Regions from separate parts of the Homo sapiens genome. Here region 2 is linked to region 1. A link is a loop called in an ENCODE intact Hi-C map of the cell type or tissue named here. Cell type or tissue: chondrocyte. All regions are shown on one strand. Each heading gives the region's core, and the rest is flanking DNA. Links, peaks and the distances in the headings are about the cores only. Region 1 has its middle 31 kb from the start of BCL10. Region 2 overlaps CLCA4-AS1 (CLCA4 antisense RNA 1).

The links. A loop is a pair of places that touch in the nucleus more often than their neighbours do. Peaks named below come from ENCODE experiments on the same cell type or tissue, not always from the same donor. Only the 100,000 strongest peaks of a DNase experiment are listed, where the experiment ranks them.
Region 2: it touches region 1 in a loop (8-fold over the local background); 2 of 110 quality-filtered maps call a loop at or near these places.

The regions. Positions count from the first base shown.
Region 1 is chr1:85,302,402-85,312,449 of GRCh38, reverse strand. No RefSeq gene overlaps it. Among named protein-coding and RNA genes, the nearest start is that of BCL10, 31 kb to the right of the region's middle. RefSeq lists an enhancer at 3,764-4,264. In chondrocyte, for the core only: a CTCF peak has its summit at 4,113 (motif pointing left); a DNase peak (open chromatin) is centred at 4,159.
Region 2 is chr1:86,682,123-86,692,170 of GRCh38, reverse strand. All of the region lies in intron 4 of CLCA4-AS1 (CLCA4 antisense RNA 1), which reads left to right. Among named protein-coding and RNA genes, the nearest start is that of CLCA4-AS1, 17 kb to the left of the region's middle. RefSeq lists an enhancer at 7,298-7,945. In chondrocyte, for the core only: CTCF peaks have their summits at 4,179 and 4,379 (motif pointing right); no DNase peak of the experiment used is centred there.

The DNA.
Region 1 (10,048 bases), core at 888-8,887:
GCTAAGAACACAAGGCTCCTTTTCTCCACAGATCCTAATTGAAAGTCAGTCTTCCTGGGGAGAGACAGGATGTCAGCATTGCTTATCCTGCCATTCCCACTCATGACCTAATGCTGAGACTAAGTTCTGGGTGAGTGTTGCCAGGAGGGTCTCTTTTCTTCCTCCAAGCCCGAACTCTCAGGGGACAGAGGCTCCACTCTGAGAGCATGGTACCAATATGATACAGGGAGCCTGAATGTCCTTGCCTTGGCTCATGGGGCAGGAGTTCTAACCCAGAGAAGCAAACCAAAAAGACCTGAGTCTGTTGCCTCCTCTCTACCTGGCACTGAGAAACAAAAACAAGGTTGTCATTCAGAGAGAAGTGAACCATATTTTCCCTGCCCTCAATCCCGCAGAGGATGGCTCAGAGATTTTCCCCAGGGGCACAATCAGGCCGTGGAAGGAAGAGCTCTGAATCCCTCCCTAGAGAACTGACTTCATTTGCAACAGAGTGTGAAGTTCAAGTCTAAGTGTGCTCTCAAAAACAGTTGTGGTTGTGGTGAAAGGCAATAGAGAGGAAATTGGTAGATTCCTTGGAGGTAAAGGCTAAATTGTAGGCATCCAGATCAGAGAGGAAGAGGTAAAACTATCTCTATTTAACATGCTTGTCTATATGGAAAATCCTAAGAAATCCACTAAAAATATATTAAAATTAATAAATGAGGCTGGGCACGGTGGCTCACGCCTATAATCCCAGCACTTTGGGAGGCCGAGGTGAGCGGATCATCTGAGCTCAGGTTTCGAGACCAGCCTGGGCAACATAGTGAAACCCCATCTCTACTAAAAATACAAAAAATTAGCCTGGCATGATGGCGCACGCCTGTGGTCCAAGCTATTTGGGGGGCTGAGGTGGGAGGATGGCTTCAGCCCAAGAGGCAGAGGTTGCAGTGAGCCGAGATCACACCACTGCACTCCAATCTGGGTGACAGAGTGAGACCTCATCTCAAAAAAAAAAAAAAAGAATTCAGCAAGATTTTAAGATAAAAGATCAATATATTAAAAATTGTGTTTCTACACATTTGCAGTGAACAAATCCAAAAATAAGATTAAGAAAACAATTCCATTTATAATTGCATCCGAAAGAATAAAACACTTAGCAATAAATTTAGTAAAAGTCCAAAACTTATTCTCCGATAATTACAAAACATTGTTGAAAGAAGTTAAATATCTAAATAGATGGAAAAACTGCTTATGTTCATGTATTAGAAGACTTAATATTGTTAGGATGACAACACTCCTCAAGTTGATAAACCGATTAAATGCAAGCCCAATTAGAATCCCAGCTGGCTGCTTTGTAGAAACTGACAGGCTGATTCTAAATTTCACATGGAATTACAAGGGGCCTCAAATAGCCAAAACAATATTGAAAAGAAGAATAAGCTTGGGGGACTCGCACTCCCAATTTCAAAACTTTAAAAGCAACAGTAATCAAGACCATGCAGTACTGGCGTAAAGATAAACATATAGATGAATGGAATAGAATTGAAAGTCCAGAAATAAGTCCATGTCTCTATGGTCAACTGATTTTCAACAAGGGTACCACGACTATTCAGAGGGGAAAGGACAGTCTTCTCAACTGCTGCTGGGACAACTGGATACCCACATATCCAGCAAAAGAATGAATGAAGTTGGATCCTTTCTTCACACCATATACAAAAAGTAACTCAAAATGAATCAAAGACCTAAATATAAGAGCTAAAATATAAAACTCAGAAGAAAACTTAGTGATAAATTTTCATAACCTCAGAATTGCCACTTACATATGACACCAAAAGCACAAGCAACAAAAGAAAAACTAAATTGAACAACATCAAAATTTAAAACTTGTGCTTCAAAAGACACTGTCAAGAAAAGGAAAGACAGGCACGGTAGTGCACACCTATAGTCTCAGCTTCTCGGGAGGGTGAGGCAGGAGGATCCCTTGAGCCCAGGAGTTCGAGGCTGCAGTAAGCTATGATCTCACCATTGCACTCCAGCCTGGGTGACAAAGTGAGATCCCATCTCTTAAAAAACAAACAACTGAAAAGATAACCCACTGAACCAGAGAAAACATTTGCAAATTATATATCTGATAAGGGACTTCTATCTAAAATACATAATGAACTCTTACAGCTTGATAATAGAAAAGACAGTTTGAAAACAGGCAAAGGATCAGAGACATTTTTCCAAAGAAGATATACAAATGGCCAACAGCCACATGAGAAAGATGTTTGACATCATCAGTCATCGGGGATGTGCACATCAAAATCACAATGAGATATCACGTCATACCCACTAGAATGGCTAGAATCAGAGTCAGGTAATAGCAAACATTGGTAAGGAGGTGGAGAAATCATACCCTCCTAATGAGAATGTCAAATGTAGCCACTGTGGAAAACACTCTGGCAGTTCCTCAAACACCTACACATTGAGTTACCATATGATCCAGCAATTCCACTCCCTGGAATATACCTAAGAGAAATGAAAGCATATGCCCCCACCAAGGCTTGTACATGAATGTTTACAGCAATTATTTAAAATAACCAAAGGGTGCAAACAACCCGTGTATACCAACTAATGAATGGATAAATGAAATGGATGCCAACTGATGAAGAGATGAACAAAAATATCCATACAACGGGATATTATTCAGGTGTAAAAAGGAATGAAGTACTGAACATGCTTCAACATGAATAAACCTTGAAAACATTATGCTAAGTGAAAGAAGCCAGTCACAAAAGACCACATATTATATGAAATGTCCAGGATAAGTAAATCTGTAGAGACAGAAAATAGAATAGTGATTGCTTTGGAGGGGAGGGTGCAAGGAGGGAGGAGAGGGAGGAAAAGGGAGTGATAACTAAGGGTAGAGGGTTCTTTTTGTGGTGATGAAAATTGATGTGGTTATCGTTGCATATATCTGTGAACGTGCATAAAATCATTGAATTGCACATTTTAAATGGGTGAAGTGTTTGGTATATGAATTATATCTCAATAAAGCTGGTTTTTAAAATGACAGCAATAATTCTCTTTGTCCTCTTCATATCTCAAAGGGTGGTTGGGAACATCAAATGAGAGGATTTATATAAAAGTACTTGGTACTCTATGCAGTGCTATACAAATGTAGCCTATTATAGTATTGAATGGGATTAATCAGCTTTTCACCAGCACCTGTCAGTACAAAACTCCGAAGCTGCCATTCCTAAAACTACCTTCGCCCCCAATTAGAATTCCTTTTCTTTAGTGGTTAAAACTCATTGACAGAGCCCAACCCTTGAAATAGTGCTGCATAATAATTGCTTATGGAATGCTTCTTACCTTCATAGCCTTTAGAAAAAAAGAAAATAACGTTTCTTTTATATGTTTTCCTAAGACTCAACTCAAGTGTGTGTAATTACCACACATACCAAGCTCCTCATTATGTCAGCCCTGGAGCCCACGTGGCCATTATAATAATTTGCTAACTGGCAATTGTTCCTTTCTTCTCACAGTCCCAACCCCAGTCTTACATTTTGGCCATTGCTCTGCCCTTCTGAACTGGGGTGAATAGCAGTGTGAAGGCAAAGGGGATGAGAATGAAATATGCTCCAAGTGGCAAGTTTGAGAGTAATATAGACAGAAGCTGGTCCTTGGCCAGGTGAGCCTATGAGTGCAACACCAACGCAGCATTTACACCTAGGACAAGGAGGGGCGGAACAAGTCCCCTATGCAAAACTGAGGCCCAGAGAGACTCAGTCACCAGGAAAAGTCACACCGCTAGTGGGTGTGGTACTAGGGCTCAAACTCTGTGTTTGGCAGCATTACTCTACACCGCCCATTGAAAAACAGGTGCCCTACGAAAGTTTCAAAATTACTGCACATCAAAGTATCTTCAAAATGTATAAAATGTTTCCTACCTCTGTTTTTCCATATGAATGCCGATCCGACAGTGCATGTTGCCCCTTTTCCCCAGAGGCATCTTTTGATTTAGCCTCAAAAACAATGGAAATCCGAATATCCATGTTTGCCGACCTTAGCTTTTGCAGAAAAATTGTGGAGTAACAGCGCCCTCGGGTAGTCACTCGCGTTTTCTCAGCCGGCCTTTGAGCGCGGAGAAGTGGGGCTAAGAATGCCGCCGCTGCCCCCTGGTGGGCTTTGGACGCCTGGGCCCTCCTTACTGAGTAAAGGGCGTCTTCCCAGGATCTGCCTGCCTATGGGCCCGCGGAGTCACCTGGGAGACCCATTCCCAGTCCTGGCCTAGGCAGATCCTGAGGCGTGGCCTCTCCCACCTCAGCTGAAACCAATTAGCTGAAACCAAAATTGGAATCAAAGCCCTTGGCAGGGGGTGTTTTAAGATCCACACACGCTGGGACCTGGGAAGGCCTGAAGGCTTCGTGGCCAGAAACCCCTGCTGCCACCTATCTCTGGGCCCAAGCCTACGTTTCCTCCCCTGGAGCAGCGGCTCTTTAGCTAAGGGATTGTTCCCTTTTTGGAAAAAAAAAAAATCACCAAGCTCTAGGGTTGAGGTATGGGTAGCAACACTCTAATTAGTTATTTATATCTTAGTGTGAAATACGTTCATCTGACCCTTACCTGGTAGCAGGTGTTTCAGGGGAAAAGAAAGAATCTAAGAATAATGAGAGCCTACAGTAGGCATGGAAGGCAAGGGGAGAGAAAGGGAGAAGAAAGGGAGGAACGGCAATGGGGAGGGGAGGACAAGGGAAGGGAAGCGAGGGGAAGTGAGGGGAGAGGAGGGAAGGAGAAAGGAAGGGAGGGAAGCAGAGGACAGAGGAGGAGAGAGGAGAGGGGTGGGGAGGAGGCCAGCTAGACCCTTCTGCAGTCTTACTCAGTCCTCATTGCCCTAGTCTAGGCTTCAAATGCGTAAAGAATTTGCAAGTGCACTCTTGTTCAATTCGCAAGACATTTCAGGGCTCCCACGGACTCCCACCATTGCTTAGTGTATTACTCTGAGTTCTCCAGAGAAACAGAACCAGAACCAATAGAAAAAATATATATCTCATATATATGAATTACTATATATGCAATATATATGACTTAATATAAGGAATTGGCTCATGGGATTATAGAGGTTGACAAGTCCCAGATCTGCCGTCAACACACTGCAGATCCAGGAGAGATGATGGTGTAAGTTCCAGTTCAAATCTGATTGCAGAGGAAGACCAATGTCTCAGCCCAAAGGCAGCCAGGCAGAGAAAGAAAATCCATCCTTACTCAGCCTCTCAGTCTATTCAGGCCTTCAACAGACAATAAAGTCCACTCACACTGGGAGTGGGAGGGCTCTGTTTTCCTCAGTCCACTCATTCACAGGTGATCTTAACCAGAAACACCCTCATAGACACACACAAAATCACCTTAATCAAGTATCTGGGCACCCCATGGCCCAGTCAAGTGCACACATGCAATTGCCCTCCCAGTTGGCAGTAGCAGCACCTGTCGGCCACGCTACCTTCTGGTTGCTTGTGCCAGGCTGCTCTCCCACTAGACAGTAGAGGCTGAGGGCAGAAACAGCCTTTTCTAGCACAAGATCCTGGTATCTAGCACAAGAACTAACACAGGAAATGGTAAGTGCTCAGGATGTTTTAAAACTGCAAAAATGGACAAATGAACAAATGCACATACCTGGGTCCAATATAAAGAAAATACAGGCCAGGCACAGTGGCTCATGCCTGTAATCTCAGCACTTTGGGAGGCCAAGGCAGGTGGATCACTTGAGGTCAGGAGTTCGAGACCAGCCTAGCAACATGGCGAAACCCTGTCTCTACTAAAAATGCAAAAAGCAGTCGGCCATGGTGGTGCACACTTGTAATCTCAGTTAGTTGGGAGGCTGAGGCAGGTGGATCACTTGAATCCGGGAGGCGGAGGTTGCAGTGAGCCGAGATTGCACCAAGCCATATAGTAGTTGTCTCATTATACATCTATGTCCTTTATAGAGGACAGTGAGCTCCTAGAGTTAGGAGCCAAGTAGGTCACTGCATCCCCAGTGCTAAGTATGATGTTTGACACATAGTTGGTGCTCAGTAAATATTTGGTGACCCAGAGATGAATAGACCCATCAGTGAGGGAGAGAATGAAGCCAGCCAGCTGTCTCCCCAGAGATGGGGCGGGCTCAGATTCTCATTTGGAGCTAACTAAGAGTTACTCTTACCTGTGGTCAGGATCAGAGACAGGCTTTTACAAACTGGTATCCTGATATTCTCTTCAAACAGATTTGAGAAACCTTTGTAAAATTCCAATCTTGCTGCCTGTCACCACAGTTATCCAGAAACTGTCAAAACCAATAGGACTCCTTGGGGGGAAAGCCAGGAAGGCTGTACAATTACTGCTGTCTGTCAGGAGACTATGACAGCACCTTGGGCCCTTCCAGGGGAGGATGAAAGTTCTGATTTCTTCCTACTGGAGGTAAAAACAAGAAAAAAAAAGTTCTGATTAGGTGGACTCTGTCACACCTAGCAAGCCTGCTGGGCTGACTGGAGAGCTGCCCTAATGCTGGGAGACAGGTTTCCAGAACAATCTGGAGCAGAGTGAAGAGATCCGGCTCGACTTAATTGTACTTACCTACTAAAAAGTCTCTGCTGCTCAGAAAATGCAAGAAAGAGAAATCTACCTTTTGGGTTTCTGTGCCTCAGTTTTGCTTGTAAAAATATTAACAATGGGCCAGGTGCGGTAGTTCATGCCTGTAATTCCAGCACTTTGGGAGGCTGAGGTGGGCAGATCATATGGTCAGAAGAGCAAGACCATCCTGGCCAACATGGTGAAACCCCGTCTCTACTAAAATACAAAAAATTAGCCAGGCGTGGTGGTGCGTGCCTGTAGTCCCAGCTACTTGGGAGGCTGAGGTAGAGGAATCGCTTGAACCCTGGAGGCAGACGTTGCAGTAAGCCAAGATCGCGCCACTGCACTCCAGCCTGGGTGACAGAGCGAGATTCTGTCTCAAAAAAATAAAATAAAATAAAATAACGAAGGCCCCACGGAGAGTCACAGGCAAGTGAAGAGAAGCTGTTGGGTAGGTACAGAGCTTTCACAGAAGCTTAGGGAGCACAGCAACCCCCAGCTCCTCAGGTGGGAGGGAAAAGCAAACCTCTGGTTAGCCAAGTTTTCTGCCAGCTCACAGAGACCGTACTGGGTAGCAATGAAGATGTGGGACCTAGAATCAGAGCTGCTCTCAAATCCTGGCTCTGTCATTTACTTGCTTGGCCCATTACTGTGGTAGCACCAAAGGGAAGCTTGGAGGGATGTTAAACAGCTGTGACCTCCATGAGTTCCCAAGCTGTCCCAAGTGATGATAATAATCATTATCGTGATGGACAGTTCTCACACTTATGTAAAGTATAAATATAACCATATGAGAATTTTTTGGTATTTTTTATCACAATCTAAGTTAATATGTGTGCTTTTCATGCAAACACAGCATCAAGGCAATTCCCTGAGCAGTGCCCCCACCACCCCGTCACCACGATAAACCCCTCCTCTATGTGAATTCTGGAGCCAACACTGACAAATCTCCATTCCTCTCTAAACCTTGGTTTTCTTCTCTGTTACAGCAATAAAGGCTAATATAGTTATTGAGTACTTTCTGTTTGCCAGGCACTGAGCCAGATGTTTTTATGTGAATTATCCCATTTAATCCTTACAACAACAGTATGAAGTAGGTCCTTACCATTCTGTGCTTCAGTTTCTCAAAAGATAGAGACAATAATACCTACCTCCTGGGATTGGAGTCGGGGCTAAAAACAGAAGATGCATGTGGGATATCTGGCCCTGGTGGTGCTCAATGGTACAGTTCTAACAGTTGTAATGATTACAGTGATGTTGGAGAGGCTGCAGGTGAGGAAGTGAAGCAGGAAGAGGAAAAAGATGAGGAAGATGAAATCATGGTTCCTGGTGGGCAGAGATGCCAGCGTATACTTAGACCCTCCCTCAAGTGCTCATCCACAGATGCTGTCCCTCCTGACCATGAGACCTGAAGTGTCTCAGCAGCGTCACCATGCTTGGTTTTATTCATCCACACTCAGCTGAAGTAAAGAGGGGGCCTGCAGAGATCTATAGAGTAAGTGGGTCTGGCCTTGATGTCCCTGGCCTTGGCTGTCAACATCTTATTTCTCTTTTGGTGACACCCCCTCCCCTCAGAAGGGCCCCTCCCTAAGCAAGTTACTTACAAGGAGTTAGAGGGAGAGGGAAAAAAAGGAACAATCCAAAGTAGCCCAGGTCTAGGACTCCAGAGAGAGCCACCAGGTCAGGGAACATGGGAATGAGGTATGAGGTCTGAAGGCCAATAATGTAAGGACACAACAGTCTGGGCCATGTGAAAAGGGGCTAAAGGAGTGTGTGATCAAAATTGGTCATTGTCCAGCTATATCCACTCTCCCCTTCTTCCTTTTAGTAATAGGTTCTTGAAATTTTACCATGCACTTGGCCACTCAGCTGAAGACTACATTTCCCAGCCTCCCTTAAAGCTAATTTATAGTCACAGGAGTAAGTTCTAGCCAATGAGATGTGAACGGAAATGACATGAACAGTTTATAGGACACATCCTTAAAACAGAAGCCACATGCCCTTCCTCTCATTTCCTATCTCCCAATATGCAGAAACCCAGACCTGGTCCTGGTAAAGCAGCTTCAGCCAGGAAGACAAAGGCAATCCCATGGGGTTGGCGAAACCACAAGGAACCAGGCTTCCCAGTTCCCCTCACCCTGGGATGCTCACATATCTTGGAGTTTTTCCTTTAGGATTTTATAAACATCGATATTGTTTGCTCTTTGCATTAAAGCAGCATAACACGTGCCCATTTGCCAATTGTCCAAAATGAGTCTAAAATCCAGGTCCAAGAATGAGAATCCTCTGGCTAGAATCCCAGTCAGCATGTTACCAAATCCAGAGAAATCTTGAGGGCTTCTCTGAGAGGACATGGGACTGGTTTTCAGGGTTTCAGGGGAAAAAAACATAAAATTCTGAGGCTCAGATGCAATTTCTGGGCTGAGGTGCAAGGGGAGGTGAGCCACTCCCATGAGAAAGGGCAGAGAGACCCTCTCTCATCCCCAGATTGCTGGGATCAAGTTCAGGCCAATGCAGAGGACTGGCCTGAGCTTGATCTGGCCAAAGATCCAGTGTGCAACCGTGGGACAGCTCATTCCTGGGAAAAACAAGACCCAGCTTTCTCACCGTTGTATCCTGGCTTGCTCACCATCACATGGCCTGGCACACAGAAGGAGCTCAATAAATATTGATTTGAATATTGACTGAATGAATAATAAGAATTGTACATTTTGAGGTCTTCAAAACAACAACAGTTCTGGCAGCAAACACCAAGAGTTAGACACTCTAAAGGAAAGACAAGTGTTGGCCCTGCTTGGCCAGTTTCTTCATGGAACATCCCTCTGAAAACCCAGGGACTGCAAAGGCTCTTTAAAAAACAGACCTCTCTTTCTCTCTCTCTCTCTCTCTCTCTCTCTCTCTCTCTCTCTCGGCATCCCCGGGCCACTTCCCAAACTGTAGCAAACGGGGAGTTTGAGTACGTCAAAAAGCCCATGGATTTGGAAAAACTGATTTAGGAAGACTGACTAAATGGAACTGCCTTCTTTCACCACTCATTCATTCATGCAACAAAACTTTATTGAGAAAAGATTATAGTCTCTCTCCCCATCCGGAATGAGCTCATGTACTGTCCCAGGCTTTTCTCACAATCACAGCCTCTGCATACCTCCTAGCCTCCCCCTCAAAGAGTGGGTAGGCCATGGGGAGCACAGCCAGGATGCAACAGCTAGGAGCTACTTGAAGATGGAAGCAGAGACACAGTAATACCACAATCCAGGGTTGGAATGAAAATGGATTTCCCCCTGCCAGAATTGTCCTCAGCTACAAACCAACCTTGCTCCTTAGGCCTCCACTCCCCTCCTTCCCATCTGCTGAAGGATGAGTGGGGCTGCCCTTACTCTGAGGTGGCACAATTCAGAGTCCAGGCTGCTGCAAACCCCTGCACATGCTGCTGGCTGGAAAGTGGATGCAGAGATCAGATCAGAAGGCTTTCCTTGTT
Region 2 (10,048 bases), core at 1,151-9,150, 1.4 Mb before region 1:
AAAGAAGTACATCCTAGGCACATTGAAATTGTGAAAGCAGTGAATTGTAGTGCTGCAATGACAAAGATAAAATCTAGAAAGAAATCAGATATCAAAGATAGATTACCTACAAAGAAATAATTAGGTCAGCAATAGAGCAATAATAGATTTCTCAAGAATAATACTAAGAGCCAGAAGTTAAGGAAATAGTATCCTCATAGAGCTAAGGAAAAACAAATACACTTATAAATCTACAATTTGATGCCCACTAAACTATCAATTAAGAGTACCAAATTATGGCACTTTTCAGACTGAAAAAATTTACCTCTTACAGACTAACTGGCACTGAAAACTGAAATAGTTCAGCCAATATTCTACATCGCTTAAAGATATATATATATTTATTATATCTATATTCATGTATATTATATACTATTGATACATATATGATACATGTAATTAATACAAGTATAAAAACAAGCATGGGAATTATAAACATCTAATTCAAAATAATGATTATTTATGAGAGAAAAAGAAAGGAATTGACGCTTCCTTTGTATCTTTTAAGCTAGTATACATGGGCATTTATTATATTATTTTTAGACTGTTTTGTCTCCTTGAAATATATTTTAAAAAGGAGAGAGTTTTTAAAAAGTAATGATCTATAATATAAAATATTGCACAAGACAATAAGAACAGGAAATTCCACAGATTTGGACACTAAAAGGGCACTCCAGAGAACTATCTTCCCAGGTAAGGGAGAATGAAAACAGAACCTTTTCAACCTTCGTACATTTGCTCATATCATTTCTCCTTCTCTCCTGTTACAATAAAAGAGATGTTTTTCTGTCCATCAAAGAACAGTCCTTTCCCTGTATGTTCTGGATCCTATGTCTCCCACCTTCTTAAAACACATATGTTTATCCCTTTTCCCTTTTATATTTTCATGTTTTCCCTTTCTACAGAATTTTTACTGGCATTTCAGTCTCTCCTATTTTTTTTTTTTCTTTTTGAGACTGAGTCTCGCTCTGTCACCCAGGCTGGAGTGCAGTGGCGCGATCTTGGCTTACTGCAAGCTCTGCCTCCTGGATTCACGCTATTCTCCTGCCTCAGCCTCCTGAGTAGCTGGGACTACAGGTGCCCACCACCATGCCCAGCTAATTTTTTTGTATTTTTAGTAGAGACGGGGTTTCACCGTGTTAGCCAGGATGGTCTCGATCTCCTGACCTTGTGATCCTCCTGCCTCAGCCTCCCAAAGTGCTGGGATTACAAGGGTGAGCCACCGCGCCCAGCCAGTCTCTCTTATTTTTAAACTTCTCCTCCCCCAAATTGTCACAAACGCAAATATTGCTTCTACTTACTATCACAACCCTATTTCAGCCACTTTCTTGTTTATCTCCTTCCCGTACCAGTGAAACATCTTGAAAAAATTATCTCCAATTATTGTCTCAATATCTGGACCTCCCAATTACCCTTGAAACACTCCAATGTAGTTTCTGCTCCTATCCTACCACTCCATAGAAATTACTCTCTTTAAGATTACTGGTGATTACTATCTTGACCTCTTACCATCACTTGATATTCTGTACCACTTGTTTCTCAATCATCTTCATAATAAGCGCAATATTTGTTGAATGTTTGCCATATTCCAGGTGCTGTGTTAATGCGTTAAATTTGTATGCATTATTTCCTTCTTGAAACCTCTCTTTCTTTGGTTTCCATGACAACACTTCTCTGATTTTCCTCCTACCTCTCAATAGATAGTCTGGTTTCTTTGCTCATCCCCATCTTTCTGGCCTTTAATTGACAAAGTTCCTCAAGATACATTTCATAACTCTTCTCACTCTAAAACAGAAAATTTCTCCATTTATATGTATCTATTTATACGCAGATGACTTCCAATTTTCTTTTCATTTCATCTATTAACATTTCTCCGTGTAAATCTTTAAAAGATAAGAACTCTTTTGTTTGGTTAAACATAACCACAAAATCATTATCACACATAAAATTAACAACAGTTCCTTAATGTTAGAAAATATCCAGAGAGCACTTTTCCAATTGTCTAATAACTATCATAAAATTTTTTAGAAAATTTAAAATAAAGGTTCTCATCAAATTACTCTATTGATTTCAATCCTTTAGTGATGTCTCATTAGTCTTAGGATAAAGAACAAAATCTGTATCCTGGCCTGTAGGCCCTGTATGGTTTGTCCTGGCTTCTCTAGTCACCTAGATCAATGAATGGAATCTAAAGATTTCACATTGATTATTTTAAGTTGATATCAGGTGGATAATATTAAGTCAAAAGGTACTGAACCTTTGATTGTAAAATTTGCATCTTTTGGAGTTTGTTTTGACCAAAAGGAGGGAGTTGAGAAATACTGATGAGTTAAATGATGCAGGCCTGGCTCAACAAAGCTGGAGAATGGAAGGGTCTTGATAGACATAATCCTAAGACAGTCGATTCCAGTATGCTCCTCAGTAAACTTGCAGGTTTTGGGAATAATCAAATACAATTGAAATTGTCTTCTTTGTTACGCTTGGACAAACTTCACAAGGACAGACTGCCTAGGCTGACCTCTTTGCTGCCATCTAATCAGTTTACCAAGAAAAATGTGCAAACAAGACTCAGTCTTTCCAGACTGTAGTTTTTTTTCTCTCAGAAGTGAAGCATTTGCCCTTGTTGCTTGACAACAGTATAATGAGTGTTTCCCTATATGTGAAAAAAATTTTCATATAAATAACCAAATATCTCAGTTATTCTTTGATAATAAAAGCTTGGGCCAGGCATGGTGGCTCATGCCAGTACTTTGGGAGGCTGAGGCAGGTGGAGGCTGCTTGAATGCAAGAGTTTGAGACCAGCCTGGGCAACATGATGAAACCCCATATGTACAAGAAATACAAACTTAGCCGGGCCCAGGAGGTGGAGGTTGCAGTGAGCTGAGATTGCTCCACTGCACTGCAGCCTGGGTAACAGAGCAAGATGCTGTCTTGAAAAAAAAAAAAAAAGCTTAATCTTATCCTCAAAGATAATATTTCCCACTCTTACTCATCTTAATACTTCGATTGACTCAGTTGTTCAAGATAAAAATCTGGGACTATTTTCAATGCTCTCTGGTTCCTCATCCTTACCTCCCTCCCAGTATTCAATTCAATTCAATTCCCTCCCAATATTCAATATTCAGCAGATCTGAATCTACTGATAGCAACCATGATAGTCTGAGCCAAAACCATCTGTTGTTGGGACTATTGAAATACTCTCCTAAATGGTCCTAATTTTTCCCCCTACATTCATGTTCATCCTCTTCCATTTCGTTTCTGCATAGGAGCCAGGGTGTTTTAAAAAACCGTGTATCTCATTATCTCTCCTTGTTTAACTACAATTGGTCCTTCATATCCATGGGCTCTGAAAGCACAGATTCAACCAACCAGGGATAGAAAATATGTGGAAAAAAAGAATAATTAAAGACAAAAACATGACAGTAAAAACAATACAAATAAAAACCAACACAGTATAATAACTATATAGCACTTACATTGTATTAGGTATTATAAGTAATCTAGATATGATTTAAAGTATCATCTCTTTAAAGGAGGATATGCATAGGTATGGCGTATATAAATACTATGCCATTTTATATAAGGGGTTTGAGCATTCAAGGGGGAAGAGTGGCATCCTAGAACCAGTCCCCTGTGGATACTAAGGGATGACTGTACTTCAAATGATTTCTATTATACCTATCATAAAGTGATAAAATCATGAATCCCCAATATGGCCAACCCTTTCACCAGGCCCTGTTTAGCCTGCCACCTACCTTCCTCGACTCATCTGGTATAGCTGTCTCCCTTACTCACAACTGTAACCACACTGCCCTTATTTAAATTCCTTTAGATAACAAAACTTTTCCCACCTCAGCACCTTCACTCATGCTTTTCCTGCTGCCTTAAATCTCTCTTGCTGCTCATTATTTAGGAGTTGGCTCATCACTTTCTCAGAGAAGCCCTTCCTAAACTCCGTACTAAATTAGGGATTCCCTTGTAAGTCCTTCATGTCTCTAAACACAATTTATATTCATTTATATAATAATTTGTGTAATTTAATCCCTACTAATCTATAAGCTCAAAAAGGTCAGAAATCATATCTGCTTTTAAAAATGTTTTATATAATACAAGCCTAGCACATAGCAGGCACTAAATACTCTGAACAAATGAGTGAGATAAGGTATGTGGAAGCTTTTCGCACAGTACCTGACACATAGGCACTACTCAAATTTATTTTCCTTTTTTATTTTAAAGATTACATTAGATATTGGTCTTTTACTTAATAGAATGTTGTTAGTCTTTTTTTAAAGTATGTATTTTAAATCTTTTGAATGACTATGATAATTCCACTAGATGTCAGACTAACCTAAAAATTTGTTATAAAATTAAAGTACTGTGTATGATTCCAGTGTTCAGTTGACTGGTTAGATGATTCTCATGTTGTTAATTTGATGAAGAGAGGTAATGTTTTTGTAGATACCTTTGAAATTAAGATTATGGATGCTCCATGATTGTATATTGAGTACCCAGGATATAATCCTCTTGTGCTGTGGAAGGTTATAGATATTTTGGGTTTCTTACCAAAGACTTGCACTGTCCCAATAATAAAATACTTATAAAATATAATAAAAAATAATAACTGCTAATATTTATTGAACACCAACTATATATCAGACACTTTGATAAACACTTTATATGTTTTATCTCATTTAATCTCCATTAGTAAGTTATGATAGTAATTAAAAGTGTCTTCATTAATAAAAGTTTTGTGAGATAAATAGTATTATTAACCTCCTTTTGAAAACTAGGGTTTAAAAAAGTTAAATAGCTGTTCCTAAAGGCTCTAAAAGAGGTAGTATAACCTATCAAAATTATTTATAAAAACATTTTAAATAAAAGTAACTCCCTATTTTGAAAACATAAAGATTTTTTATTTTTTATTTTTTATTTATTTGTTTTTTAATTATACTTTAAGTTTTAGGGTACAAGTGCACAGTGTGCAGGTTTGTTACATATGTATATATGTGCCATGTTGGTGTGCTGCACCCATTAACTCATCATTTACATTAGGTATATCTCCTAATGCTATCCCTCCCCCCTCCTCCCACCCCACAACAGGCCCCAGTGTGTGATGTTCCCCTTCCTGTGTATTAAAACATAAAGATGTTTTAATAACAATAGTCTTGTCAACATTCACGGCACGTGGAACTTGGGATTTCATTTATGAGATAAATAAATGATGTTGGTTAGCGGAAGAGATTAGGATGGTAGTGGAAAGAGCATACAATTTGGAATTAGATCTTGGTTTGTATCTCAGCATCACCATTTACTAGCTTCAGTCTGAACTTGGGCAAGGTATTTCACATCTCTGAGGCTCAGGTCCCAGTTAATTGGGGTTATAATACAATGTCTACCTTGCTATGCTGAAGTAAAGATTAAATAGAAAAATATACAGAAAATGCTACTACAGTGATTGGCATGTGATAAGTTATAGTTCAATATATCTTGTTTTAAAAATTTTTGTTATAAATGTCTAAATCTAAGAGCAGAAGATATTAATTTTGTAAATACTATGGGTTACAAACCTCTCATATTTTGGTCATGGTAGATGAATATACAAAATAGCAATGTCAAATTCATACTTGAATGGCTTAAAATTTATCTATGGACAGTTTACAAAGACTAATTGTTTAATTCTCAAAATTAATGAGAACATTTCCATGGAAGAGTTAAGAATTAAGATAATATATCTTGCACTTAATCAACATTTTTAAAGTAGCATTGGTGCTTTGATATGATAGTAAAGGAGGTTGAGAGAGAAAACAGATTCATTCTTTTCCTTCCATGTTTATTACTTGTTATCATTTATTAATGCTAACATATTACTTCTGGCCTAGACTCCTTTAATAGCCTCCAAAATTATCTCTCCATTTCACTTTCCTTTACACAAGTTTTCAAGATGAATACTTCTAAAAATATAGCTCAAATCATATTACAATTTGCTCAAGCATCTGCCTACTAAGGAAAGTATATATACTACTCTTGTTAGAGCCATGTCATAGGCTAATTTCCTCATTTTTACTATACAGTATGCACCTGTAAGTATTCAGAACTGCATCGAGATATGTGGGCACAATAGCTAATGTCCCTGATTCAATTTATATTTTGAAAATATTTGTAAATTTATTTAATGGGGCTGGAGTGAAATATATTTTTCTTTTACATTTAAGACATTTAAAAAACCCAGAAAAATATAGATAATAGTGTAACAAAAACTTTCATTCTTCTCATATAGGAATAACAATTTTTAAAATCATAACTTAGTTTTTTTAAGGGCTAAAACATTATTGTTTAAGCTTAAGATCTAGGTAACTAAATCAACACTCTCAGTCTCATTCACCTTTCTGCCCTTCACTCAAAACCTCCCCTAGGAAGAGTTTAATGTATTTCCTGCCCAGTTTTAAAAATACTTTTACTTATTTATATTTACAGACAAATATAGTATATCTTATGCTGTAATTTATGTACATGATAGCATATTGTACCTATCATTTTGTAATTTTTTTACACAGTATTATATATTTCAAATCTGTTTAATATAGATTAGATGAAATTCCTTTTTTTTTTTTTTTTTTTTTTGAGACAGAGTTTTGCTCTTGTTGCCCAGGCTGGAGTGCAATGGCGCAATCTCGGCTCACCGCAACCTCCGCCTCCCGGGTTCAAGCGATTCTCTTGCCTCAGCCTCCAGAGTAGCTGGGATTACAGGCACGTGCCACCATGCCTGGCTAATTTTGTACTTTTAATAGAGACAGGGTTTCTCCATGTTGGTCAGGCTGGTCTCGAACTCCCGACCTCAGGTGATCCTCCCAAAAGTGCTAGGATTACAGGTGTGAGTCACTGCGCCCGGCCAGAATTCATTTCTTTTAGCTGTTTTATAGAAGTCCATCACATGAATATACCACATTTTATTTGTCAATTTCCTTATTGCTGGATGCTTAGATTGTTCCAGTCTTCACTCTTAAAAATATGCTATAGTGAGGGGAGGAGCCAAGATGGCCGAATAGGAACAGCTCCGGTCTACAGCTCCCAGCGTGAGCGACGCAGAAGACGGGTGATTTCTGCATTTCCATCTGAGGTACCGGGTTCATCTCACTAGGGAGTGCCAGACAGTGGGCGCAGGCCAGTGGGTGTGCGCACCGTGCGCGAGCCGAAGCAGGGCGAGGCATTGCCTCACCTGGGAAGCGCAAGGGGTCAGGGAGTTCCCTTTCCGAGTCAAAGAAAGGGGTGATGGACGCACCTGGAAAATCGGGTCACTCCCACCCGAATATTGCGCTTTTCAGACCGGTTTAAGAAACGGCGCACCATGAGACTATATCCCACACCTGGCTCAGAGGGTCCTACGCCCACGGAATCTCGCTGATTGCTAGCACAGCAGTCTGAGATCAAACTGCAAGGCGGCAACGAGGCTGGGGGAGGGGCGCCCGCCATTGCCCAGGCTTGCTTAGGTAAACAAAGCAGCCGGGAAGCTCGAACTGGGTGGAGCCCACCACAGCTCAAGGAGGCCTGCCTGCCTCTGTAGGCTCCACCTCTGGGGGCAGGGCACAGACAAACAAAAAGGCAGCAGTAACCTCTGCAGACTTAAGTGTCCCTGTCTGACAGCTTTGAAGAGAGCAGTGGTTCTCCCAGCACGCAGCTGGAGATCTGAGAACGGGCAGACTGCCTCCTCAAGTGGGTCCCTGACCCCTGACCCCCGAGCAGCCTAACTGGGAGGCACCCCCCAGCAGGGGCACACTGACACCTCACACAGCAGGGTATTCCAACAGACCTGCAGCTGAGGGTCCTGTCTGTTAGAAGGAAAACTAACAACCAGAAAGGACATCTACACCGAAAACCCATCTGTACATCACCATCATCAAAGACCAAAAGTAGATAAAACCACAAAGATGGGGAAAAAACAGAACAGAAAAACTGGAAACTCTAAAACGCAGAGCGCCTCTCCTCCTCCAAAGGAACGCAGTTCCTCACCAGCAACAGAACAAAGCTGGATGGAGAATGATTTTGACGAGCTGAGAGAAGAAGGCTTCAGACGATCAAATTACTCTGAGCTACGGGAGGACATTCAAACCAAAGGCAAAGAAGTTGAAAACTTTGAAAAAAATTTAGAAGAATGTATAACTAGAATAACCAATACAGAGAAGTGCTTAAAGGAGCTGATGGAGCTGAAAACCAAGGCTCGAGAACTACGTGAAGAATGCAGAAGCCTCAGGAGCCGATGCGATCAACTGGAAGAAAGGGTATCAGCAATGGAAGATGAAATGAATGAAATGAAGCGAGAAGGGAAGTTTAGAGAAAAAAGAATAAAAAGAAATGAGCAAAGCCTCCAAGAAATATGGGACTATGTGAAAAGACCAAATCTACGTCTGATTGGTGTACCTGAAAGTGATGTGGAGAATGGAACCAAGTTGGAAAACACTCTGCAGGATATTATCCAGGAGAACTTCCCCAATCTAGCAAGGCAGGCCAACGTTCAGATTCAGGAAATACAGAGAACGCCACAAAGATACTCCTCGAGAAGAGCAACTCCAAGACACATAATTGTCAGATTCACCAAAGTTGAAATGAAGGAAAAAATGTTAAGGGCAGCCAGAGAGAAAGGTCGGGTTACCCTCAAAGGGAAGCCTATCAGACTAACAGCAGATCTCTCGGCAGAAACCCTACAAGCCAGAAGAGAGTGGGGGCCAATATTCAACATTCTTAAAGAAAAGAATTTTCAACCCAGAATTTCATTTCCAGCCAAACTAAGCTTCATAAGTGAAGGAGAAAGAAAATACTTTACAGACAAGCAAATGCTGAGAGATTTTGTCACCACCAGGCCTACCCTAAAAGAGCTCCTGAAGGAAGCACTAAACATGGAAAGGAACAACCGGTACCAGCCGCTGCAAAATCATGCCAAAATGTAAAGACCATCGAGACTAGGAAGAAACTGCATCAACTAATGAGCAAAATCACCAGCTAACATCATAATGACAGGATCAAATTCACACATAACAATATTAACTTTAAATATAAATGGACTAAATTCTGCAATTAAAAGACACAGACTGGCAAGTTGGATAAAGAGTCAAGACCCATCAGTGTGCTGTATTCAGGAAACCCATCTCACGTGCAGAGACACACATAGGCTCAAAATAAAAGGATGGAGGAAGATCTACCAAGCAAATGGAAAACAAAAAAAGGCAGGGGTTGCAATCCTAGTCTCTGATAAAACAGACTTTAAACCAACAAAGATCAAAAGAGACAAAGAAGGCCATTACATAATGGTAAAGGGATCAATTCAACAAGAGGAGCTAACTATCCTAAATATTTATGCACCCAATACAGGAGCACCCAGATTCATAAAGCAAGTCCTGAGTGACCTACAAAGAGACTTAGACTCCCACACATTAATAATGGGAGACTTTAACACCCCACTGTCAATATTAGACAGATCAACGAGACAGAAAGTCAACAAGGATACCCAGGAATTGAACTCAGCTCTGCACCAAGCAGACCTAATAGACATCTACAGAACTCTCCACCCCAAATCAACAGAATATACATTTTTTTCAGCACCACACCACACCTATTCCAAAATTGACCACATAGTTGGAAGTAAAGCTCTCCTCAGCAAATGTAAAAGAACAGAAATTATAACAAACTATCTCTCAGACCACAGTGCAATCAAACTAGAACTCAGGATTAAGAATCTCACTCAAAGCCGCTCAACTACATGGAAACTGAACAACCTGCTCCTGAATGACTACTGGGTACATAACGAAATGAAGGCAGAAATAAAGATGTTCTTTGAAACCAACGAGAACAAAGACACCACATACCAGAATCTCTGGGACGCATTCAAAGCAGTGTGTAGAGGGAAATTTATAGCACTAAATGCCTACAAGAGAAAGCAGGAAAGATCCAAAATTGACACCCTAACATCACAATTAAAAGAACTAGAAAAGCAAGAGCAAACACATTCAAAAGCTAG